Regions from separate parts of the Homo sapiens genome. Here regions 2, 3, 4, 5 and 6 are each linked to region 1. A link is a loop called in an ENCODE intact Hi-C map of the cell type or tissue named here. Cell type or tissue: dorsolateral prefrontal cortex. All regions are shown on one strand.

Region 1 (4,000 bases):
ATTGAGTTGCGTGCCAGGTGCTGTTGGAGGCACTGATGATAAAGCAGTGACAAAACAAAAATTCCTGCCCTCATAGAGCTTACACTCTAATGGGGAAAGGCGGATGAAAAAGTAAATTATATAGTCTGTTAAGTGCTAAGGACAATAATAAAATAGAGAATGGGAAAAGGGAGTGTATGTATGTAGGAGGTAGGTTTGCATTTTCAGGTAGGGTGGAGGCTGCATTGTGAAGGTGGCAAATGAAAAAAGAGGGGAAGAGAGAGCTAAGTGCATATTTGTGGGAAAAGCATTCTAGCAGAGTGAACTGTAACTGCCAAAGCTTCCCAGCAGAAGTGTAACCATCCTTAGCGCACTGCTTCTAAAAGTATGGGCACTGGAGTAGCAGCATTGGCATCAATTGTGACCTTGTTAGAAATACAAATTTATGGGGCCCATTTCCTTTATGTACCTAGTTTTTTGTTTACTTGTTTTTAGAAAGCACTGCAAACTCAGAATCTCTGGGGCTGGTTCCCAGGAACGTGTTTTAACCAGCTGTTTCGCTGATTCTTATGCACGTTCAAGTGTGAGAACCATTGTTCCAGGGACAAAAATACAGGCTTTGGAAGAGGGTATCCCTGGCTCCACATCATTCCTAACTAGCTGTATGTACTACCTTGATTAATAGTCTCAATTTAAGGTACATCAGAATCACCTGGATGCCTTGGTTGAAGCCAGATTATTGAGCCCCAGCCATAGAGTTTCTGATTCTGTGTGTCTCGGGGGTGGGAAGTCCCCAAAATTTGCATTCCTAACAACCAGGTGCTGCTGATGCTGGTCTTTATCACTGCAGATGATAGCAGAAAGGCCTGTTTGCTGTAGCAGAGTCCTGTCAGAGGGAGGCAAGAAACGGTAAGGGGCGTGTTGTGTAGACTCCATAGGCCATTGGAGGTGCCTTGGCTTTTACTCTACGATGTCGGATGGAGAACGGCGATCTAACCTGGGCTGTAAACGGATAGCTCTGACTGCTGTGTCGAGGAGGCTGCAGAGGGGTAAGGGAAAAGCAAAGCCACCAACTGGAGGGCTGTTGCAGCATCCCGGCAAGAGAAGCTGGTACTTGGGACTGGGTGGGCACAGTACTGAAAGTGATGAGCAGTGGTAGATTCTGGATAATTTTAAAGGTAAAGACTACAGAATCTGCTAATAATTGTGAGAAGGAGTGGATGACTTCAAGAATTTTAGATCCGGTAATGCAAGTCAAGTCCCTGACACACAGTATGTGCTCAGTAAACGGTGCGTTTTAAAAATTATTGTTGTAAGCGCTCAGCCAACTGGAAATTAGAGAAGCAAGGGGGCTGTCTGAGCTTGGCCTGGACTGTCCATGCTGGATCCCGGCCTCCCCCTGAAGGAGGAAAATAGTTTTTGGAAAGGGAAATAAGACACCAAACCCCAGCACTTACTGATGCTTATCTTCCTTTTCCTCCATGGGCCTCTACGGCACCAGGCAGCGAGGAGCCTCCTGGGAAGAACAGGGACGCAGCCCTGCCAGGAAAAGGGTGCGCAAAGCGCGGCGACTGTGACTCGCGCGTTGCTAAGCGACGGGCGCTAGTCCTCGGAAAGGGGCGTGGGGGGAAACTCCTGGAGTGCGCAGGCGCAGTTAAGCCGGGTTGGTGCTGGACTGTTGCTCACTGTGCGCGACTGCGCGGCGAGGAGGGCGGGGGTGCCTGGCCGCGTCTCTAGGCGTGTGGGCTCGACGCCCTGCGTTTGAACTTGCCCTTCCCATTGTAGGGCCAGGAGGGGTGTTTATCAGGACTGATTTGGTCCTTGAGGATAGGGGAAGGGCTGTTTCCGGAGCTGCGGGGCAGCGCTGCTGCCGTCTCCGCCGTGCCCGCCCTCCGGAGCCCGGCAGGTCGTCGTCAAAGCGCTGCCACGGGTCGCCCAAGCTGGCTGCAAAAGTGCGGGCCGGCGGGAAGGATACTTGTTTTCCCTTGTATTGTTAACAATACTGTGCGAGTCGTGATTGGTTGCTCCTGAGCTGCCTAGCCTTTACTCCAGAAAGCTTGGTTGTCACTGTTTTCCACCATTTCTGACAAAACCTTCCCCGGCTGGGCTGCCAGGATTAAAATAGAGCAAGGGAACACTCATCTCCTGCAAATGAGGCTCCCTGCTGTGTGTCATCTGTTGCAGCCTGAGCGGGGTTCAGAATAGGGTAGCTTAGGCAGCGGGTTGGGGCTTGTATGTGTAGCACTTACCCAAAAAGAGCAAGCTCCTGGGAAAAGCCGTTGCTGACTTGCATCCACCTTCTGGCCCTGGAATTTCTTACTTCATTTCACCATTGCCTCCCAATTTCCACTACCAGAGCCAAAAGTCTTTGGCATCTGTCATAGTAACTCACGCATTTCCCTGGATAACGGAAAAAGAAAAGTCCAGAGTTGAATTCTGCCTTATATCAGGCTATGCATACGTATATGTTTGGAATCCAGAGTCAGTGTTCGTGTGTGTGTTTACATTCACCTTGGAGAGTGATGGGAGAGCAGAGGTTGGTCCTAGGACTCATTTTATGTATGTGACCTGAAATCCTATCAGGAAGAAGAATATATGTGTAGATTTGACACCTAGTGACCTAAATACCTGAGTGTGGACTTCGTTGTTAAAGACTGGAGTGTGTGTGAATGTGTCATTGTGTGTGTGTGTGTTTGGTGAGTAAGGAGTGGATGAGTAAATAAATATGGGGCAAGTGGGTTGAAAACCAGAAAGCAGGGGGAACTAATAGCAATTGAGCTTCCACTAGGGGACCAGGCATTTGTTAGGCATTGTATTAAACACCACCTGCTTATCTGGTCTTATCCTAACCATCACACTGTGATTAGGAGCTTAGGGTCTGGGAGCAGTCAGTGTTTGAAACCTGGCTTTACCACTTAACTAGCTAGTTCACTTGGGCAAATGATCTAACCTCTCTGAGCCTCAATTTTTTTCATCCACAAAATGGGGAAAATACCTAGGGTTGTTGTGAGGTGTAGATGATTTAATACAGGCAGAGTACTGAGAACAGGGCCCGATGCTTAGTAAGTGCTTTGCCATTATTTTTATTGATCAACTTGATCTGCTTATGCTGCCACATGTCCTTGAGGGTTAGTCAACTCCCTCATCATTCCCCCTAATTTCTGCTTCAACCTTCACCAATCTCTTCAAGTCCTAAAACCACTTACCCTCAGGAACAATCTCAGGGCTTAAAGAAATGAGGGCATTTTCTCAACTTGATCCTTTCAGACTGACAAGTTCACCTGCATCCGTACAGGATTAGAGTCATTTGCCTCTCTTTTGAGCGGTATGGTATTAGTTTTAAATATATTTATGTCAATCTCTGTTAAGTAGCTTGCATATGTCTAGGACTTATTAAAAGCTATGAGAAACATTTAAAAAAGAAATTGTGGGCTAGGTGCAGTGGCTCACGCCTATAATCCCAGCACTTTGGGAGGCCAAGGCGGGCAGATCGTGAGGTCAGGAGATCGAGACCATCCTGGCTAACACAGTGAAACCCCGTCTCTACTAAAAATACAAAAATTAGCCGGGCGTGGTGGCACGCACCTGTAGTCCTAGCTACTCGGGAGGCTGAGGCAGGAGAATCACTTGAACCCAGGAGGCAGAGGTTGCAGTGAGCCAAGATTGCACCATTGCACTCCAGCCTGGGTGACAGAGCAAGACTCAGTCTCAAAAAAAAAAAAAAAAAAAAGGAAAGAATTTGTGCCAATCACAGGGAAGTCACAATCTAGTTAGAGACATAAGACATACAGTAAAACAAAAAACTGTGACCAAAACATCAATGATACATGAACGCATTATATAACTGATAGACAAAGTATCACATTGCAGTACTGATAGTATAATAATGTGCCAATTATTTATTCCTGGTGCATTCTCTGCAGGGTGCCGCATAAAAGTATGAATTTTATAATAACTTTTGATGTTTTTTATACAGAAAAAACACTGGGCTGCCATTAGTGGTTTTTACTACTAACTAAGC
Region 2 (4,000 bases), 120 kb after region 1:
GGAGTCACATGATTCCAAGCTAATGGAAAGTCATGTAGAGATCAAGCTCTAACAATTAAAAAGAAACATCCCACCCCCTGCACCCCCGGCTCCCACACCCACACAACAAACCTCCATTTACTATGCTAAGGATTTAAAAAAGAAAAAAGAAAAACATAGATGGAAGTTTCCCACAGAAAGTAAAAATTAGAAATGTAAGACTAAGGGTAGTATGTTATTCACATCAGGATCAAACTGAGAAATCAGAGAGACAGAGGGAAGAAGAGGGGAGGGAAAGAGGAAGAACCACTTTAGGGATATAGGGGGGAAATAAAAAGTTTTTTTTTTTTTAGTGTGAACTGAATTACAGAAGACAAAAACTTGGTGACACACATACAAAAAAATTAGAGGGTGAGTGTGACTGAAGACTCTGACTGGATCTTGAGGGTCAGATGAACAGCAAGCTTGACATCAAGGAACAGCAAATCACATGCAGACCATAACCCAGAGAATACATTTCATGGATCTGTGGGAGGTCCTGGAACACTCTGTGTTATAACAGGCTTAGGATTGCAGAAATTGCACAGGATGAGAAGTTGTTTGACCTTCTCTCTCTAATCTACATTTTGGCCGCTCTTCTAAGTATGCGTTCAAAATTGCCCAATATTGAATGCACACACAGAACTTGAAAGCTGAGTTTCAAAGAACAAACTAGAACAATACCATTGCAGAAGACCGACTCAAAAAATGTTCTGGAAAAAATCCAAACTGATAAGAATCATGGTTCATGGCTTTTGTTTCATGTCCTATTCACTCAATTTTGGAGTGCTACAGTATAATTCACATCTTTATTACTGCAGAGTTGCACTAAATATTGAATCCAAGTTAGTAAAAATGCTAGCTACCATTATCTTTAATTTGGCTTACTGACAATAACATATGCAAGAGGCCTGTGATGTTACATTTTATGTGTCAACTTGGCTAGACTATGGTGCTTAATTGTTTGGTCAAATTTTAGTCTAGAAGTTGCTGTAAAAGTATTTTGTAGATATGATTAACATTTACAATCAGTTGAATTTAAGTAAAGCAAATTACCCTCCATAATGTGGGTGGGTGTCACCCAACCAATTGAAGAACTTAAAGAACAAAGACTGAGGCTTCTGAGAGAGGAAATTCTGCCTCCAGACTACAACATAGAAGTTCTAACCATTTCCAGGCTTCAGAATCAAGACTACAATATCAACTCTTACTTGAATTTCTAGCCTGCCAGCCTTCCCTACAAATTCCAACTTGCCCACCATCATAATTGCATGAGCCATTTCCTCACATTCTCTTTATACACACACACACACACACACACACACACACACATATACATGTTGTATATATGTACATATAATAACTTGAGATATAGGCATATATATACCTATATATCTATATATAGATATCTATATAAACATATATACAGACACATACTTTCCCTCTACATATATACATATATATACATGTACATGCACACATATACACACACACACAATTGGTTCTGCTTCTCTAGAGAACTCTAATACAATGCCCCAAATCATAACAAAAAAATAAATGTACTGCATTCATCCTAATATTATGTAAATTTTATAACTTGAGAAAAACATTGGCTACCATCAAATTTACAAAGTTTTCAAATCACTCAAAAAGCCTGCCCCGAACAATATGGATGGAACCCACGAAAGTTCCCTCTATGGTTTATAGCTTTCATTACACATATTGAGAGTTTAAAACAGATTGCACCCCCTACAGGGGAACATTTAGTTTGCATTTCTAAATTACATTTTGGAGCCAGTAGGTGAATTTTATTTACTCTACAATTATGGAAAAAAATCACAAAGAGGATTAGATTGAGCTAAAGTGAAATGGAGAGTTTACAAAATACTAATAGGCACCTGGCATAAATAAAGGATATCATCATCGAGGACATTATCTTATTTTCAAAGTGCCTTTTAGTACATTCATTCTGAATCAAACACAATAGAGATATCGTTTCTAATTAGACCTTTAGCAAAGTGACAGGCAACCTAATTAAACAAGAACATATGATAACATAATCTGAATAAAAGCATTTTAGAATCACAGGACTTGAAAATAAATTTTAAGTGGATAGGAGAATAATTCAAAGTAGTTTTCCAAGCACGACCAGCAATGGTGGTAAATAACAGATCTAAATTACAATTCATGGTATCTGCCTCTAATGCACAATGTCATTCATTATGAATATTTAAGAAAATTATTTGCAAACAAATAAATTACAACGATATACTGAGCCCAAGGCCCCAAACTTAAAATCCAAATGTCTTCAAGGACAGGGGAATTAACAAAAATATGGAAAGTTTCAGGTATAAGAGGGTGAGGAGGCAGTGTGCATGCCCCATCAAAAAGCAAGCTTACATTAAAATAATGCAGTAACTTTATTCCTTCTCAAAAGAATGCATCAGTACTAGGCAGAATCAGTACTAGGCAGAATGATCCTTGGACTAGGCAATAGAAGTAAATTAGAATGATAAATATAGGAATTATTAAAGAGAACATGGCCATAAATATCCAGGAAATATATACACTCAAAAAAGGAATTTATGTTTGATAAGTACATTATTCATAATTATTGATACAAATTAACCCTAAACCAAAGCTTGTATCACATTAAAAGTGCAAAATTAGCTGCAGATGAATATCCTGACCCAATTATGCAAACACTCTGGTAAATCTGTGTAGACTAAAGGCTCTGAGAAGAAAGTTGAACTTCAGAGGGGTAGAGGGGAGGAGTATTTCAGAAAAGGGATTTATAAAGGAATGAAAATATTTGGAAGACATTGGTAAAAAGGAGATACTTGGGAAGGTAAATCTAAGTCACTATAGAAAGAATTTTGAAGAGATGGGTCTTTACCATCTAGGCCCTTTGTGGAAGAGCTGAAAATACCTCACAGCAACAGGATGTGACTGCTGCCTCATCTGGGAAGACAGATCAACTCAAGCCATCTCAAAGAGGTGAAGGGTAGATGTATAATAGGAGTAGGCGGGGAGAGGAGAATGTATACTGATGTCATAAGAGGATATGCAAAGGTTTTGTGAGAAACCAAGGACAAGAACAGAAAACAGTAGGTCACCCTCTAAGAAACCAAGCCTTCTCTTCCTTGCAGATGGTCTATCTGCTTCTCTCCGGGCATCATCTCAGATGCTGACTGCTTTTTCTGGTGGTTCCCTCTCTAGGCCCAGATGCTGTCTCAGAATTTTTTAGACCAGCTCCCATGGGTTACTGGCAATATCCACCATGGCCTCACAGACTTTACCCACCATGCCTATGCAGGTGCTTGAGAATACATACTCCCTGACCTAACAAAGCAAAGAAACTTTGTAGACATTTAAGGGACTTAGCAATTCAAAGGAGGGAAACCAGAATGGAGAGATAGGCAACTTTTACAAAAGCCAAATTAATGGAAGAAACAATAAAAATGTAATAAGAATGTTTAAGGGGATACACAAGGAGAATAACTACGAAAACTCAAGGAGAAGGTGCCTATGAGAAACATGAACTCTGGGGCTTAAGTTCCAAAAGGATGTAAAATGAATGGCTGGTATTAAAAACCAAACTAGTAAACTGGAATATGAAGCAAAGGAACTATCACATCACAAAGCAGAAATAATGAAATGTCAATCAGTGGTGAAAATATAACAGGCATACAGGACAGATTCAGGAGGCCTAATAAGCAAATAGCATTTCCAGCAAGAGAGAAAAGAGCAGAAGCAATAATCAAATAGGAAAACCCTGAAGTGAAGAAAGAATTGAGTTTTTTAGATCAAAGGAGCTCACCGAATGCCAGGCAGTTATAAGGGAAATAAAAGACACATTCTTCACATTTTTATGGTGAAGTTTTAAACTCCAACTAGAAAGAACAAGTCTTTTAGGCTTCAAGACAGCAAGAACAGGATATTTACTTATAAAAGCAAAATAATGACAACTGGCATCGGACCT
Region 3 (4,000 bases), 55 kb before region 1:
GAAGTCCCAGAGCACCTCCTGTCCTGAGACAACTGGTTAGGGTGGGGACAAGTTAGACATTATATTATAAAGTGAAAGTACCAGAAGCCCTCCCACCCATGTCCCAGGCCTAAAATCTAACTTGCTTGGCTTGTTTAGCTTCAGTAAGTCCCCTGAATTGGTGCCCTTTTAGGCTTTGGCTTTCCTAAAGGGGTAGACATTTATTTATAATTACAGCACAACAAAATCGCCCATACTGGAAATTAATTTTATGTACATTTAGTATAAAAGTACCTTAACATTTCAGTTTCGTTCTCATTTCATTTTAGCTCTCCAGAGACATAGCCTGACCAAAATACTGATTGCAGTATTTAGACATGGCCTGGGCCCTTTTCTTTCCGATAAAGAACAGGTGTGCTTATGGTTGAGGCACCATCTGTCTTAAAAGCTGTGTTTAGTCATTGTGATGGCTCACACTTGTAATCCCAGCACTTTGGGAGGCTGAGGCAGGAGGATTGCTTGGGTTCAGGAGTTCAAGACCAGCCTGGGTAACATAGCAAGACCCTGTCTCTAAAAGTGGGCCTGTAGTCCCACTTACTCAGGAGGTAAAGGCGGGAGGATTGCTTGAGCCCAGGAGTTCAAGGGTGCAGTGAGCTATGAAAACAAAACAACAAAACCCAAAAACCTTATGTATCTGATAGCATAGCAGAGATTCAACAAATATTAGATAAAGGAAAATAGGATCAAGGATCGATTCAGTTCTGTTTCAGTGTTTATCAAGTACCTTGCACGTCCAAGAAGAAAGGGCACAAACTTGTGCCCCCAAATCTGGCCATTTTCAACCTCACACTTGGTATGTCATCCAACCAGTGAAAAAATGATTTCCCCTGCCAACATCTTATTGAGCATAACTTCAGTGTGAACTTCTTCTGTATATTCTATAACAGAGTCATTATATCTATGTCAGGGTTTCTCAAACTGGGCACCACTGACATTTTGGGCCAGTTAATTCTTTGTTGTGGGGACTGTCCTATGCACTGTAGGATACTTAGCAGCAGGCTCCCCAGCCTCTATCCACTAGGCACAACCCTCCCCCATCCCCGACCAGTGATGAGAACCAAAAATGTTTCTAGACATTGCCAAATGTCCTCTGGGGGGCAATCACCCTCAGTTGGAAATCAGTGATCTATTTAAAATAATATTACATGGTTATGCCACTTTAAGCAATACTAAAATTTAAAAAACTCTAATAATCTGGGGTCTTTTCTTGTTTTGTGAAGGTGTTCTATAATATTCTACTCCAAGGAACACATACGGAATGGACTTTCCCCTGAGAAGTAAGGGTTTTGTTTATGGGAAAAATAACTGTTGTTTGGGGGTGGAGATTTATAGTTACAAAAGTTTTTAAAAATATTTAACTTATTTGAAACAATAATAGAAAAAAAAACCCAAAGATCCAAGTGGTCATAATCGTCACCTTGATGAACTCCTCTAACATTAAAAAAGTAAAATTAGCCAGGCATGGTGGCTAACACCTGTAATCCCAGCACTCAGGGAGGCCAAGGCAGTTGAGCTCAGGAGTTAAAGACCAGTCTGAGCAATATGGTGAAACCCTATGTCTACCAAAAAAACCAAAATATTAGCCAGTCATAGTGGCCCACGCCTGTGGTTCCAGCTACACAGGAGGCTGAGGCAGGAGGATTGCTTGAGCCCAGGAGGTCAAGGCTGCAGTGAGCTATGTTTGCATCACTGCATTCCAGCCTAGGCAACAGAGCAAGACCCTGTCAAAAACAAACAAACAAACAAAAGTGAGCATGGGAAACAAATGTCTCTTTCCTTCTGCTTCAGTCCCCAAAGTTAAATGTTGAAGTACAATATTTTTCATTTCAGGAAAAAAAAAAGTTTTCAGTAAGGAAAGTTTAAGCTTTCTTTGTGGAGAATTGGAACAGACATAAATGTGAACCTGAAGTGGAGACAGGGTGATGACTTAAGACTAATGCCAATTCTGAGCAAATCAGAAAGGAAGCCTGGGGCATTGCTCTCCTTAAAAGAGTATGAGACTATTTATTACTTATCTACTCCCTAGGTACGGATAGTCTTCCTTTTCCCATGGTGCACAGGCTGCATATTTTGGAAATATAGTTGTTTTTAGCTTAAATCTGATAGTTTTAACTCAGCAAGTTTGCTGAGACTGGTTTTCTGGCAGAGAGTGCCGTCCCCATCTTTGTTAAGGCTGACCTGCTGTGGTGCTGCCAGGGACTCATTTACTGCCTTTTTTCCTCGGTACACAGGGCACCCACTCTTTCACTCCATTACCATGTTGTTCTGGCGAGAACAATTAAGCCTTTGTCATGCTCTGAGTCTCCCCGCCTGGCCGTGAATGGGCACAGGTTTCTAGTGAAACGGCACCCATCGCTATGTCCCTGTCCTCTCCTTAAAAGGTGCCTGTAGATTTCAGCAGCTTTCCTTAATGAATCGGCTTTTCAGAAAAGTTCTAAATTTGTTTGATGTCCTGAAGCACTTGAGGCTCTTGATCTAAAAGTAGACATTATGAAGAATTTCTTAGTATTCTCTAAGCATGCTTTCCATCCAGTGAATGAGTCTCTTTATGTGTTCTAGCCACTGGCACCCTAAAGTTCAAAGACATACAAGTAAAAAGGGCCATTTGTATGAGGGAAAAAATATTGGAGAGCAACAGGATTTTTTGATTCTTTGTGACCTTTTATGACATTTCCCCTTTTAACATATTGCTGTTTCTTCATTCACTTATTCATGCAGTCACTGACATAAATTAACCAACAACTGTACGTAAGACACTTTGTTAGGCACCATGTGAGATGCAAGGCTAACTGGGAGGGAGCATGTCAGAGTGGCTAAGGACGTGACTTTAGGAATCATCAGATTTGTCAGCTTGGCCTCTTCTGGGCTATGAGCAAGTCACTTTACCTCTCCCAGGCCCATATTTCACATCTGAAAAATCAGAGTAATAATAGTATTTACTTGAGAGGTTTATTGCGAGAATTAATTGAGATACATTGGCAAAGCACATACCACCAGGCGTCTTGTAATTTCTCATTTCATGTTTGTCTTAGTCCGGTTTGTGCTGCTATAACAGAATACCAAAGACTGGGTAATTTATAAAGAAATGAAATGTATTTGGCTCATAGTTCTAGAAGCTGAGAAGTCCAAGATGGAGGGGTTGCACCTGGGGAGGGCCTTCTTGCTGTGTCATCCCATGTCAGAAGGCAGACAGCCAAGAGAGTGTGCAACAGAGAGAGTGTGAAGGGGGCCTACCTTGTCCTTTTATAAGAAAATCGCTCCTGAAATAACAGCATTAATCCATTCATGCAGGCAGAGCCCTCATGTCCTACTCACCTCTGAAAGGTCCCACCTCTTAATACTGTTACAATGGCAATTAAGTTTCCAACACATGCTTTTGGAGGACACAGTCAAACCATGGCAATGTAGTTTTTTTTTTTTTAAAGCAACTAATAGACTAAAATGAAAAAATATATTTACGCGAATAATTATTTATGGTAGAGAACAATAAATGCTATGAGAAGTAAAAACGAGAGTATATTACATAGAATTAGCACTATCTACTATAGCAAACAAGTCCCAAATTTGTGGTTTAACATGATAGGGGTGGCTTTCTAGGGTAGCACTCCTCCAAATGACTCAGAGGTCCTGGCTCCTTCTGTCCTTTGGCTTTCTAGAGCTTCATTCACTTCAACACAAAACTAGGAAAAAACAGTTTGTGTAAAACATTATATGGAATGATTTGTAGCTAAGCCTGTATATAAGCTGCTTATTAATCTGTTAGTTATCTGTTTATGACAGGTATTAACATGATTTAGATGGGATCAGGAATTCAACAGCAGCTTAACTGGATGGTTCTGGCTCTGGGTCTGTCATGAGACTGCAATCAAAGTTTGCCCATGCCATGGTCATCTGAAGGCTTGAATGAGATGGGAAGATTCTCTTCCAAGAGGACTCATGACTGTAGGCAGAAGGTCTCAGT
Region 4 (4,000 bases), 340 kb before region 1:
TTTAAGAATTCCGACTGATAAAACAATGTATCCAGGGGAACTAACATAGGATCCCCATACACAAGCAATTCTAACAGTTCCAGGAACTTGGTGAAATGACAATGTGCCCATCACCCAGTCTGATACAGTGTTTCACCTACTCAAGATGCCAGGAATTGTAAGAAGCACAGTCACTGGCACTCTCGGTACACCCAAAAAAACCACAGCCAGTTCCGGAAGTGCCATCAGAAGATGCATCCCAACTTGAGATGCTCAAGTAGGACAAAAAGTGGCCTTGATTCAAGTGACAACGCCATTTCATATCCTAAGCCTTATTTTCACTACTTCTTACTCTTCAGATTTATGGAGGGGCCAGTATTGTCACCCATATTGTATCACTGAAAATCAGGGTAAAATAGCACAGCATTATGGCAACAAGAAATATGCAAAATCCTCAAAAAACATGATAGTGGAAGAATAAAAAAAAAACAAAAAACCCAAAAACTATTTACCCTGCCAGGCTTGAAGCTCATCAGGCTGTGCGGCCTGTAACCTCTGATGGCGAACACGTCTTGACTGGGGTCTTCTGACGCTCCTCTCGCTGCCCATCATCTTCCACATTCAGGCCTCAGTGGATCCTTATCAAATGCACCAAGAGAGAGCAAATACCACCAAACCCTGGCTTCATAACTACAGATCTGCGAACTGTTGAAATTATGTGCACGATGTTCCACATGTACGTATTTATTATGGGACTCCAGGATTGCTGGTATGAACTTATTGCCATCTGCACAGCTTTGTCAAGAGTACAAGACTGTAATTAATCACAATTGTTTCCAAGATACTTTGCCTTAACTAAACATTTTGGTCTGTTGAGAATAGAACAACTTGATTCCAACCCTGAGCATGGCAAGGGCAAAGGACTGTCGTGGGAAGCAGGGGAGAGGATGGTGAGGTCTCAGTTTGCCTAGAGGTAAGAGAGTTAAGAGAAAGCTTTGATGCCACGCAGCTGTGGAGCCCAGGGCTGATGCCACCTTAGGCATGGTCTTTGTGGAATAACTTACTGGACATCCATAATACTAATATCCATTGCTGCTTTATGCAAGTGGCATGGAGTCAACATACCCAGATAACCCAGGAAAAGTATGTCACTTGTAAATAACCCACGACTCTATGCTGAAGTCAGCAAACTATGGCCCATGGGCCAAACCTAACCTCTTGCCTGTTTTTTTTTTTTCTTCTTTTTGGTCTGATCTGTATAAAATAGACTTTACATTTTGAAATCATTAAGAAAATCAAAATATTGTATGGCATGTCAAAGTTATATGAAATTCAAATTTATGTCCTTAAATAGTTTTACTGGAACACAGCCATGCCCAGGCATTCACATACCGTCAATGGCTGCCTTTGTATTACGCAACAGCAGAATTGAGCAACAGAGACAGTTACGGCCTACAAAGCCTAAAATATTTACTATCTCTGTCCCTTTACAGAACAAATTTGCCAACCCCTATCTCAGAGTTCAGGTTTCACAAGTGCTCTGGTAACTTTTTCATAAATAAAAGATAAAGCCTGAATGTATAACTACAAAACAGTCACATTTATTACTGTTTGCTGTAGTTTTCAAAGCTTGTGCACCAGACATGCATAAAAAATGCAAAAGTGAGCCCAGACTGGTTGTAAAATGTTTCTTGTTTGTCATTTCTCCCTTTGCAGTTTCCCTACTGGGCATGCACACGCAGCAGAGGAAGAACAACAACTAGTCACCGTGCTAGATTTAAAAGCATTTAATGACATAGCATATATTTAACAGATAGGGCAAAAGTTGAGAGGTACAGGTCGTACGACTGAGCACCAGGCCTGAGCGACCACCTCCCTGTTCAGGCCCAGCCTCTGGAGTTCATTCCTATCAATGTCATTTTGATTGTGCAGTAAGATGAAAATTTGTCATTACAATAGTTACAGTGACAGAGAAATGCACACTATGTATCAAATAGCAAGGAAATGAAGCAAATTATAACACAGTGTGGCAACGCACGAGCAAGTAACCATTAGAGTAACATTACTTTGTCCAGTAAATGCTTCAGTTCCACCACTTGTACACTTACCAATGATTTAAAGGGTTTATTATACATCTAGTTTTATTATACTTTGTACTAGAATTATCTCAAACGTACAATATAATGTATTTCAGCAAAAAAAAAAAATTGAAATTACAGATTATTTAAAACAGTATCAGTTTTCTATTCCTTCTTGTATACTGACATTCTTAACCGTCATAGCAGTTGATGCAGAAAAGCCGCATGTCGTGTGTTAGTAAGTGATGCCAGATACAAATGGTTTGGTCTGTAGAGTTAATGTGGAGCTGCACTGTGGCTGCAGCAAGATCATAATATGCGATCTGTTTAATAAAGGTTAGCCCCATCTCGGGCACTTCTAAGAGTCAAGAGTCAGGGTAACCACCAGAAGTAAATGGAGAGAGAATGGTGTCAGGATATTGGTACATTTTGCCTCTGGTGAGCACAGGAAATATTGATTAAGCACCGCTGCCTTGCATACCAACAGCACTAGAGGCGGGTTATTTCCAACACAGCCTCACAAAATTGAGGAACAGTTTAAATACTGAGATCTAATCTATATAATTTCATTAAAAAAAAAATCTGGCCTTCCCTCTGCACCTCAAACTTTTGTAACTTGGAGATAAAGTGTTTAGGTGTGTTTCCCCCACCCCCCCCGAAATGCTCTATAAATTAAAAAAAAAAAAAAATCAACCACATTGAGGAACATTAGGCACAGAGAGTAATGTGTTGGTTCTGAGCTTGCATGCTGGAATTTCACTGAAAAGGTAAGAGAAGGGCAGGAGGTGAAGGAAAGGAGTTCATTTCTTTTTGCCAAAAAGGCTGAACCGCTTCTCTTTGTCTTTCTCTTTGTCCTTTTCCCGCTTGCCGGGACTGGACTCGCTGGTGATGGTGACGACGCTGGTGGGGAGGGTCTGCGCGCGGCTGGATGCTGGCGTGCTCTGGGTGCTGGCAGACACCTCGTGTTTATCAGAGGAGATGGCGGAAGAGATAGCCTGGATCCATGTGTTCATTTCCTCCTGGACAGAGGAAGGGACACAGGTGAGACTCAACTAAGAGTAGGCATGAGGGGTTCTGGCTCCAAGGCTTGGGAATGGCGCATCTGGCCAACTGAGGGGTAAGCAGAGTCACTTCTGGGCACTGTCCCCAAATGCACCTCTGCCTTATCAGTACAGGAGAGGGAACCTGGTTCAGCTTCTCATGAGAATTCAGTTCTACTCATCACCCTAGTATGTGGCCCTACAAACTTGTAACAGCTGGAAGACCAGTCTCAATCTGTGAGGTGGTCAGATCCCACCCTAGAAGGTGCTTTTTCACATTTAAAGCATTACAGGTGTTGTTTTTCCATCAATGGACTCTCTCTTTCCTTGAGGTGAGGTACACACCCATTAAACAGCTGGCTGCTGGCGAAGGGTGCAGCGGGGGTCCCATCATGATCCACAACCAGTCCTGGGACCACCTCACTATGCCTCATCCCTGGGAGGGGACAGGCAAAGATTCCATCGACTTTAAGGGATCCTGCCTCGGCAAAGGGACAGTGAGATCATATTCACTGCCTTCTAGAGACAGAACCAAACACCTTCTAGTGCTGGTGACTGGAGCCCAGTGATAGAAACCATCACTGATCATCATTTACATGAAGAACTTTCTGAATAAAGCCCATCATCACACAAACACTTGCAAACTCCTAAGTAGTGGAGAGAAATAACATTTAGAAACTTACATCGTCTTTGGCTTGGAAGAGGTACTCATTGCCATCATTTAGTCTGTAATTTCAAGGAAGAAAGTTAGTCACCACTTAATTACAGAGAAATAAAAATCCCCCAACTCCCATATCCCATGCAGGACAGAAGTAGACCACAGGAGTCACAACAGAAGCGTCAACCTACATATGTCACCACCAAGCCTGGGGACCCGCCCAGGCCCAGCAACAGACCCCTGGA
Region 5 (4,000 bases), 100 kb after region 1:
GCCTGTGACACAGCTCTCAGGAGGTCCTGAGAACGTGTGCCCAAGGTGGTCAGGGTACAGCTTGTTGTCATGTATTTTAGGAAGGCATGAGACATTAATCAAATACATTTAAGAAACACATTGGTTTGGCCGGGCGCGGTGGCTCCACATTTGTAATCCCAGCACTTTGGGAGGCCGAGGCAGGCAGATCACCTGAGGTCAGGAGTTTAAGACCAGCCTGGTCAACATGGTGAAACCCCGTCTCTACTAAAAATACAAAAATTAGCTGGGCGTGGTGGCAGGCGCCTGTAATCCCAGCTACTCGGGAGGCTGAGGCAAGAGAATCGCTTGAATCCGGGAGGCAGAGGTTGCAGTGAGCCGAGATTGTGCCATTGCACTCCAGCCTGGGGGACAAGAGCAAGACTTTGACTCAAAAAAAAAAAAAAAAAAGAAAAGAAAGAAATACATTGGTTTGATTTAGAAAGGTGGGACAACTCAAAGCGGGGCTTCCAGGCTTTAAATAAATTCCAACATCTTCTGGTTGACAATTGGTGGAGTTTGTCTAAAGACTTGGATCGACAGAAAGGAATGTTCAGGTTAAAGATAAAGGATTGAGGCAGGCACAGTGGCTCATGCCTGTAATCCCAGCACTTTGGGAGGCCGAGGTGGGCAAATCACCTGAGGTTGGAAGTTCAAGACCAGCCTGACCAACATGGAGAAACCCCGTCTCTACTAAAAATACAAAATTAGCCGGGTGTGGCCAGGCGCATAGCCGGGTGTGGTGGCGCCCAGCTACTCGGGCGGCTGAGGCAGGAGAATTGCTTGAACCCAAGAGGCGGAGGCTGTGGTGAGTCGAGATCACGCCATTGGACTCCAGCTTGGGCAACAAGAGCAAAACTCCGTCTCAAAAAAACAAAAAACGAAACAAAAAAAAGGTAAAGGATTGTGGAGACCAACTTTTATTGTGCAGAGGAAGCTCTCAGATAGCAGACTTCAGAGAGAGCGGGGGTTGTAAATTGTTTCTTTTGGGACTTAAAAGGGTGCCTACCTCTTAGTTGATTAACTCCTGTATCTGGAAAGAAAGGAAGGAAAACAAAAGGGGAAGGGGATTCTCTATAGAATGTGGATTTTTCCCACAAGAAACTTTGCAGGGCAATTTCAAGGTATAACAAGGAAATATATTTTGGGGTTAAATATTTTTTCCTTGTCTCATAATGTTATGCCAGAGTCAGACTGAAAAGTAAGTCACAATATATAGGGTCAAATAAAACCCATCTCATGAGAATTTATGGTTTGTAGGACATGACTCCCTAGACCCCTAAGGTAGGAATTTGGATAAGATAAAAAATCAGAGCTTAGACCTCAATAATAACAAAGCTATTTAGTGGACAGAACATGACAAATGCCAGACTAATATTTTTGATGGAAACAACACTATATGATGTTAGTCATCTAGAAAACAGCTTCTTAGTACAAATGAAACTAAATTAGGTTCTTAAAAAACTGTTTGGGGGACTCTTAACAGTATTTACAACTAGTTCTAAGAAACTATGAGCTTTAAACAGAACAGAAAAACTAGTCTTTGGTGCTGTTATAAAATATGGAGGCAATGGATAAACACTACATGAAAGAAAACAAAATAAAATGTTTTTGTTTTTCTCTTTCACAGAAAAAAGAGGATGGAATTAGCAAATGAAAACTATTCAAACTACTCTCCTAAAAGTACTATCTTGAATGTTTACTCTGTCTGTTAAGGATATCAAACAAGGCTCTCCAAATAATATACATTCTGCAAAAGTTAGTATAAGACAGAATAAGAAAGTGATATAATTAAATAATAATTTCATATCAAATTATTCCTCCCAGTAATCTCCCAAATGGCTTCGTGAACTCTGCAATCAGTATATTACATAACATACTACATTTCTTAAAAAATAATAAAAGAATAACAACATAGATTGGGCCATAAAATATGTGAAAGGGTGCTGTTAAATTTTGTAATTATGTTATGAAACTTCATCTCCCTGTTCCACAGTCTTTGGGTATCTAATGTCACTGCTACATGATGCCATGTCCCACAGAAGCGGGAGCTGCCACAATGGAGAAATAATGTTAGTAAAGTTAGGAAAATAAGTCTCTTGCCTGGAACTCTAACCCAGTTGGGCCATTTTGTAATGGCCTACCTGGCTCGGTGCCCTTGCTTCTGTTTGCCTCTGAGCTGAATCTATTACATTAACCCTGACTTATAACTATGCATCTCACTCTGGGGCCAACTTCAGCCCTCAGTAGGGGAGATAACATAAGAAATCTTTTGTCAAGAAATGCTGCCTCTACTTTGAATTATTTTATCTCTGATTTTGCTCTGATTTTATTCCAGTCCACTGTTACTGGAAAGTTTCCTTGCCCTGTATCCCAGTTTCTACTGGCTGGGTTCCTTACTGTGAAGTCTCAGTCCCCTGGTTATGGGCCCCTTATACTTTATGGGAGACTCCCATAATATCCAATACCCAGTGCCTGTTGGAATGGACTTTTTCTTTCTCTCCCTCCCTCCCTTCCTTCCTTTTTTTTCTTTTCTCTCCTCTTTTTTTGTTATGATTATCTCAGTATTTGGGTCACTTCCTAAACAATTTAGAACTTGGCCTCAGGGCTATATTCCACCACTTCCATTAACACCAACTGATGAATTATGAATTCATCAATTCATGGGAGGTGGTTTCAAATTCATAGAAGGTGGTTTGGCATACTGGTTAAGAGTATGGTTTCTGAAGTCAAGTTCCCTGAATCTGAAAGCTAGCACAGATCGTATGACCTTAAGTAAGTTTCTTAACTACTGTATACCTTGATTTCTTCATCTCCAAAATGGGAATAAAGACACTACCTGCCTTACACATGAATAACAGATGATACATAATACTGTATCTAATAAATAATGAGCACTTAATAAATGTTAGCTGTTGCTGTTGTTATGGTTCCAATATATCCACTTACAGAATTACAGACTGCACTACTATCTTTAGACCTTTGCTCAATGATAAAGATCTGCCTGATCTTATATATCTACTAATTTCTGATCCACTTCCATACTTAAATGTAAATTCCTCCTTCCTAATGCAGTGTGTAGTAAATGTGTCCCAAAGAAAGTAATAAGGGATTGAAATTCATTACCTGCAAATACAGCTACATTCCTTCCATTTCCTTTCAAAGAGAAAAGGGCTATTATTCAGCCAGCCTGAACCTGTTCATACTTCTCTTTATCTATGAGACACTACTTTTATAGCTACTCTGTCATCATGGCTTATCTTGAAGAGCAGCTGGGGTTTAGCTTTCTGAGAAGATGATTTGAAAGTTATGTAAAATCAGGCCAAAATATTGTTAGCTTTGAGTACTGGTCTTGTCCATTCCTGCAAGACTTCAAATGATGTAGCATTGATTTACATGATTCAGTTCCTATTCTATGCAATGTAGGTACCACTATTCATATCTGTAACAATACTTTGGATTGATAAAGCCTTAAAATATCACAACTTACTTTGGATTAATAAAGCCTTAAAGTATTACCACTCTGATAATTTAAGGCTTTATCACAAAGAGTATTATATGTGTGATACCTTCAAAAGCAGGAGAGCCAGAATTAGTGTGCATATTTTTTTTTTTTTTGAAATGGAGTCTTGCTCTGTTGCCAGGGTGGAGTGCAGTGGCGCAGTCTCGGCCTTCCAGGTTCAAGCGATTCCTCTGCCTCAGCCTCCCAAGTAGCTGGGACTACAGGCACGCGCCACCATGAACCGGATAATTTTTTGTATTTTAGTAGAGACGGGCTTTCACCATGTTGGTCAGGATGGTCTCGATCTCCTGACCTCGTGATCTGCCCACATTGACCTCCCAAAGTGCTGGGATACAGGCGAGAGCCACTTTGTTCAGCCCAGTGTGCATACTTTATAAGTGGAATAAAAGAGATGAGGGACAAAGAAAATAAGTTATTGACTTCAAACTCTTAAAAATAAGACTCGAATAAGAATCTGGT
Region 6 (4,000 bases), 330 kb before region 1:
AAATAATGTGAGTGGACTTTAAAGGTGACAAATCTTCTCTAGTGTGAGATTCGGAAACTTCTGGTGAGGAGGAAGTATGAGTTTGGTCTGGAAGGCCTGAGCCAGGTGTGAGTCCAGAGAGACATGGGGTTAGTATGTAGAGAAACCAGGATAAAAAAAAATTTAGTGCTGCAGGTTTGACTTGAAAGCTGCTAGTGACAGCAATGACCTGGGTAGAGAGATGTTTCCTTGAAAACGGCTAAAATTTATCATACTTGGTCAGACTGCAAGGTAGATGAAGGCCAGGGAAGCCTCTTCTGAGGATAATTCTGCAGCAAAAATTTTTTCTTTAGAGTTAGAAGGAAAGAGAAAACCCCAAACCAGTATGCAGAGATCATTAATGTTTATGCAAATGAATCACTAACCAAGAAAACAAGGAAAATAAAAGGAACAAAATGAATTTTAATGGACATGTGCTTTAAGCATGCCAACAGACAGCACACCACTAGAGACACACATCAAAAGCAATCACAGTGCTATGATCAAATGATGGGTACATGTGAACACATCCCTCGCAACCCCACCCCCCACGTTGCTTCTCTTTAGCGATTAGTCCAGAGTGCTTTAGTGGCTGGGCACACCCGAGATACTTAAATCAGGAGGTGAACATGAATGCAACGTGACAACTAGTAGCACAGAAAACACCTGATTGGTATTCAAAGTGCACGAAGCAATGCTATTTTCAAGTTCACTGAGTCTCTGCGTCATCACTCAAAACAATAAAAATACTTTTTCTTCTCATACAAGCCAATTGTAATTAAAATTTTGTTATGACAAGCTACATTTAAAAATCTAGATAAAAATAGGCATGATAGCAAATGCTAAGAACATCATAGCACTCTTTTCTTGTGTGCTTATGTGGTTCCTTTTTTGGAGGGTCTTCTAGATACAAAAAGTGTCAAATTGGGTGTCAGTCCTGATGATACAAAATTTAAACACACACACATATATATATGAAAACATCACATATATACATATAGATCAATGAAACACAAAATGTAACTTGGAGCCACAAACACACATTAGAGCTCCCTAATGACCAAAGACAAAGCAGAAGTTTTTTTGTCTAAAATGAATTTTGATGTGTTTTAAGGCAGAGACCCAATAATGATGCATACTACCCCCAGAACATAAGAAGCTTGGCATCTATCTATATACCCATCTACAGTCAGAAGTAGATAGATATGTACATAGAGATAAGGAAAAACAAACAAGATGCTATATGACGTTATCCTGACAAAAGAAAAAAAAGACATGCATCATGAAATAAAAAGACAAATCAGACTTAACTCATAGAGAACACATATCAAAACAGGTTTCTGATTCCACTGACACATCTAAATATGGCAAAAGAGCAAGTGAATGTCTCACAAGGTTTTGATGTATAATATGGATTTGGTTTTGTTTTTATCGGTACAAGGAAACCATCTCTGTCACCAGCTTTTATTTCTAAGGAAAAGGATTTTTGTGAAAACATTTTCAATTCCTGCTGGTGGCCTGATAGATACCATCCTAAAAGCTTCCTTTATCAGAGAATTCCACAAAAAGTCTTGAGAAAATGAACAATGAATCAGAAGATTAATCCAAGATGTACAGTGGAGTTTGTCTACAGAGACACTGACATGACTTCTGAAGCCAGGGGGCATGCGAGCGCTCCCAGGCACGGTCCACCAAGTGCAACGTTCAAGTAATCAGGATGAACCACAATGGCTTCTGTTCCATTTGTTTGAAAAATTAAAACAGTTTGACACCCTGAAGTCATCGGCTGAATGGAGAGGCATGGAAGTCTGTGAGGCAAGCTTCTAAAACATGCTGAGAACGGCTGTCACCTGCCGCGTCCCACGTGCCAGCAGCACTGACAGGGAGCGAGACAGAGGTGGCGGCAGCAGTCAGCGGGCACTTTACTCCTGAGGCTGGCTGCAACATCTGTGCAAGGAAGCCTACAGTTTTCAATTCAGGACTTGGCAGAAAAAAAGAGAGGAACTAGTTTGTAAAAAGTAATAAATGACCCAAGGGTCTCAAAATGTATGAGATTGTGTGCCTAAAATTAAAATAGCTTCCAGAATATATCTGACTCCCTTTTTTGTCATCTTCAATAAATGAATGCATCTTTCATGGAATGTTACACAGCTGACTTTAGGTTTTAATCTTATTACAGAATGTCTCCCTCCTCATACACCAGTCTTCCTAGTTAATAGTAAACTACTATAGGTTAATAACATCTGTAAAGGCGGCTACATATAGCACAGTACTGTGCCCTGTTAGAATAACTGAATGTGTCATACCTGTTAGATTCTAGTTTTCTTCTTCATTATGCTGTAATCTCATTTAATTTCATTTCAATTACTCATGTAAGGGTTTCGCTGTAAAATCTTAATAAAGTAAAAAGCTCACAATAAATAAACAAAAAATAAGTATGCTGCTTTAAGGCAAGTGGGCATCCATCAGTTAAGAGACTCAAACATGAATTAAATGCAAACAAATATGAAACCAAGGAAGGCTATGAATTAAGTAAAAATTTTAACATTTTGGGTGAAGTGGAAGCCAAAAAGTCAAAACCCAGAGGATTTGGAAAGGGTGATTCTTGACAAATGGTAGTGAACTTCACAGTCCAGACCATGGCTGGTCACTGGCTGTCCGTCTGCTATTAAAGTTTTTGTAGTTTTGGTAGGTTTGAGAGCGGTAACTAACCCGTGGAGATCCCTGTTCAGCTGGCAAACCGTTTTGGGAAACTTGTTCTCCTTTTGAAGTATCCCTGTTAGGGAAGAGGGGAAAAGGAGGAAGGGAAAGGAAGAAGAGGAGAAAGAGGAAACAGTAAGAAAGGGTGGGAGAACATCATCACTCAATTTTATTACGTGCAACCTTTTCACATAATTTAATTCTTTTTAAATCTGAAACTTCCAAGTGTTTTAAATAGACTCTAGACAGAAAAATACGACTACAGGAATGCCCTATGCCCCGCTCCACCACATAAAGGCAGCATTAGAGGTTGCCATGGAACTCTTACCATAGCAAAATAATTAGCCCTTTGGAAGTAGAGAATAATTGCTGCCCTCTGTGTGAAGTTACTTAGAACTCTCAAAAAACGCATCACCACAAAATCACTGGCCTAAAATCTGGGCAGTTCACTCCATGCATTTAATCATATGGAAGTTCTGAGCATCCTGTGTGTGTGCACACAGGATGAGAAAGGGCACTGTCTACATTCTACTTCTGCCACCTACATACCTATGTGACTGTGGACAAATCAGTGCCCTCCAAGGTTATTTAGGGATAACTGTACAGCCTTTAAACAGTCTATGGAAGCAATCAGTAGGCAGGGCATGTGGTTAGGCCTAGCAATGCAAGGCTTCAGAAAGATGCCCCATAAACCTCATTGGCCACCGAGGCTAAGGGTCCAGCCTCTGGAGCTGCTGGGACTCACCACTGCTGCTGGGACTCGGCTTCCTCTGAAACCTTCGTGCTCGGCTCGGGAGAAGGCGGCCGCCTCTTCCTCTCCTCTTCCTCTTGCTGTCTGCGCACTTCCAGTAACTCCAACTAAGAGAAAATAGAGTGATGTTTGGTAGAGTCCCAAACTCTGCCTCTTTTCAGAAAAAGGTTCTAGGAACCCAGGAAGTCCTCCTGTCTAGTTTGCTAAACTGGACCACACTGGACAAGAAGCTCTAACATCCTGAGCCAAATGGAATTAGGTTCACAGGAACTGCAGCTACAACCTAAAACTACAGGAAATAGTCTATTCCATGGGCTGGCAAAATTCCTGTGAGTTGTTTGTAGGACCCCTGGGAGCTTGGGTTTAATTTCTAAAGTAACTATGCAACTCTCAACTCTGCTGAGGAGAAAAGTACCTGAGCCTGAGGGTTCATGCTGGACTCCCCAGGAGAGCTCAGACAAACACCAGGGACAGAGCTGCAATAATTCTCAAGGAAGCCGCTTGTGCTGTGGTGGGGATCTGTGTTCAGCC

What was found. Hi-C counts contacts between places; a loop is a spot of excess contacts. Peaks named below come from ENCODE experiments on the same cell type or tissue, not always from the same donor. Only the 100,000 strongest peaks of a DNase experiment are listed, where the experiment ranks them.
Region 2: a loop joins it to region 1, with 4 times the contacts of the local background. A loop is called at or near these places in 37 of 110 quality-filtered maps.
Region 3: it touches region 1 in a loop (5-fold over the local background); 7 of 110 quality-filtered maps call a loop at or near these places.
Region 4: it touches region 1 in a loop (4-fold over the local background); 2 of 110 quality-filtered maps call a loop at or near these places.
Region 5: it touches region 1 in a loop (4-fold over the local background); 12 of 110 quality-filtered maps call a loop at or near these places.
Region 6: a loop joins it to region 1, with 2.1 times the contacts of the local background. A loop is called at or near these places in 2 of 110 quality-filtered maps.

The regions. Positions count from the first base shown.
Region 1 is chr2:54,328,438-54,332,437 of GRCh38, reverse strand. CIMIP6 (ciliary microtubule inner protein 6) reads right to left here and starts at 1,554. Exons shown (of 5, transcript NM_001100396.2): 1 at 1,437-1,554. The coding sequence starts at 1,462. In dorsolateral prefrontal cortex, a CTCF peak has its summit at 1,572; DNase peaks (open chromatin) are centred at 1,617 and 2,017; H3K4me3 peaks cover 1,928 bases; H3K27ac peaks cover 3,288 bases.
Region 2 is chr2:54,204,524-54,208,523 of GRCh38, reverse strand. The region is part of intron 3 of ACYP2 (acylphosphatase 2); the gene reads right to left. Among named protein-coding and RNA genes, the nearest start is that of TSPYL6, 50 kb to the left of the region's middle. In dorsolateral prefrontal cortex, a CTCF peak has its summit at 1,769 (motif pointing left); no DNase peak of the experiment used is centred here; H3K4me3 peaks cover 231 bases; H3K27ac peaks cover 1,223 bases.
Region 3 is chr2:54,383,163-54,387,162 of GRCh38, reverse strand. It overlaps a transcript of CIMIP6 not described here. Among named protein-coding and RNA genes, the nearest start is that of CIMIP6, 54 kb to the right of the region's middle. In dorsolateral prefrontal cortex, a CTCF peak has its summit at 2,333; a DNase peak (open chromatin) is centred at 2,312; H3K4me3 peaks cover 988 bases; H3K27ac peaks cover 3,954 bases.
Region 4 is chr2:54,667,427-54,671,426 of GRCh38, reverse strand. It overlaps SPTBN1 (spectrin beta, non-erythrocytic 1), which reads right to left. Exons shown (of 36, transcript NM_003128.3): 35 at 3,781-3,823; 36 at 1-3,076. The coding sequence ends at 2,858. The region is part of intron 1 of SPTBN1-AS2 (SPTBN1 antisense RNA 2); the gene reads left to right. Among named protein-coding and RNA genes, the nearest start is that of SPTBN1-AS2, 11 kb to the left of the region's middle. In dorsolateral prefrontal cortex, CTCF peaks have their summits at 1,328 and 1,530; a DNase peak (open chromatin) is centred at 1,377; H3K4me3 peaks cover 350 bases; H3K27ac peaks cover 4,000 bases.
Region 5 is chr2:54,227,259-54,231,258 of GRCh38, reverse strand. The region is part of intron 3 of ACYP2 (acylphosphatase 2); the gene reads right to left. Among named protein-coding and RNA genes, the nearest start is that of TSPYL6, 27 kb to the left of the region's middle. In dorsolateral prefrontal cortex, no CTCF peak of the experiment used is centred here; a DNase peak (open chromatin) is centred at 2,159; H3K27ac peaks cover 5 bases.
Region 6 is chr2:54,658,730-54,662,729 of GRCh38, reverse strand. SPTBN1 (spectrin beta, non-erythrocytic 1) reads right to left here. Exons shown (of 36, transcript NM_003128.3): 31 at 3,464-3,576; 32 at 2,731-2,794. Among named protein-coding and RNA genes, the nearest start is that of SPTBN1-AS2, 19 kb to the left of the region's middle. In dorsolateral prefrontal cortex, a CTCF peak has its summit at 1,682; a DNase peak (open chromatin) is centred at 1,709; H3K27ac peaks cover 4,000 bases.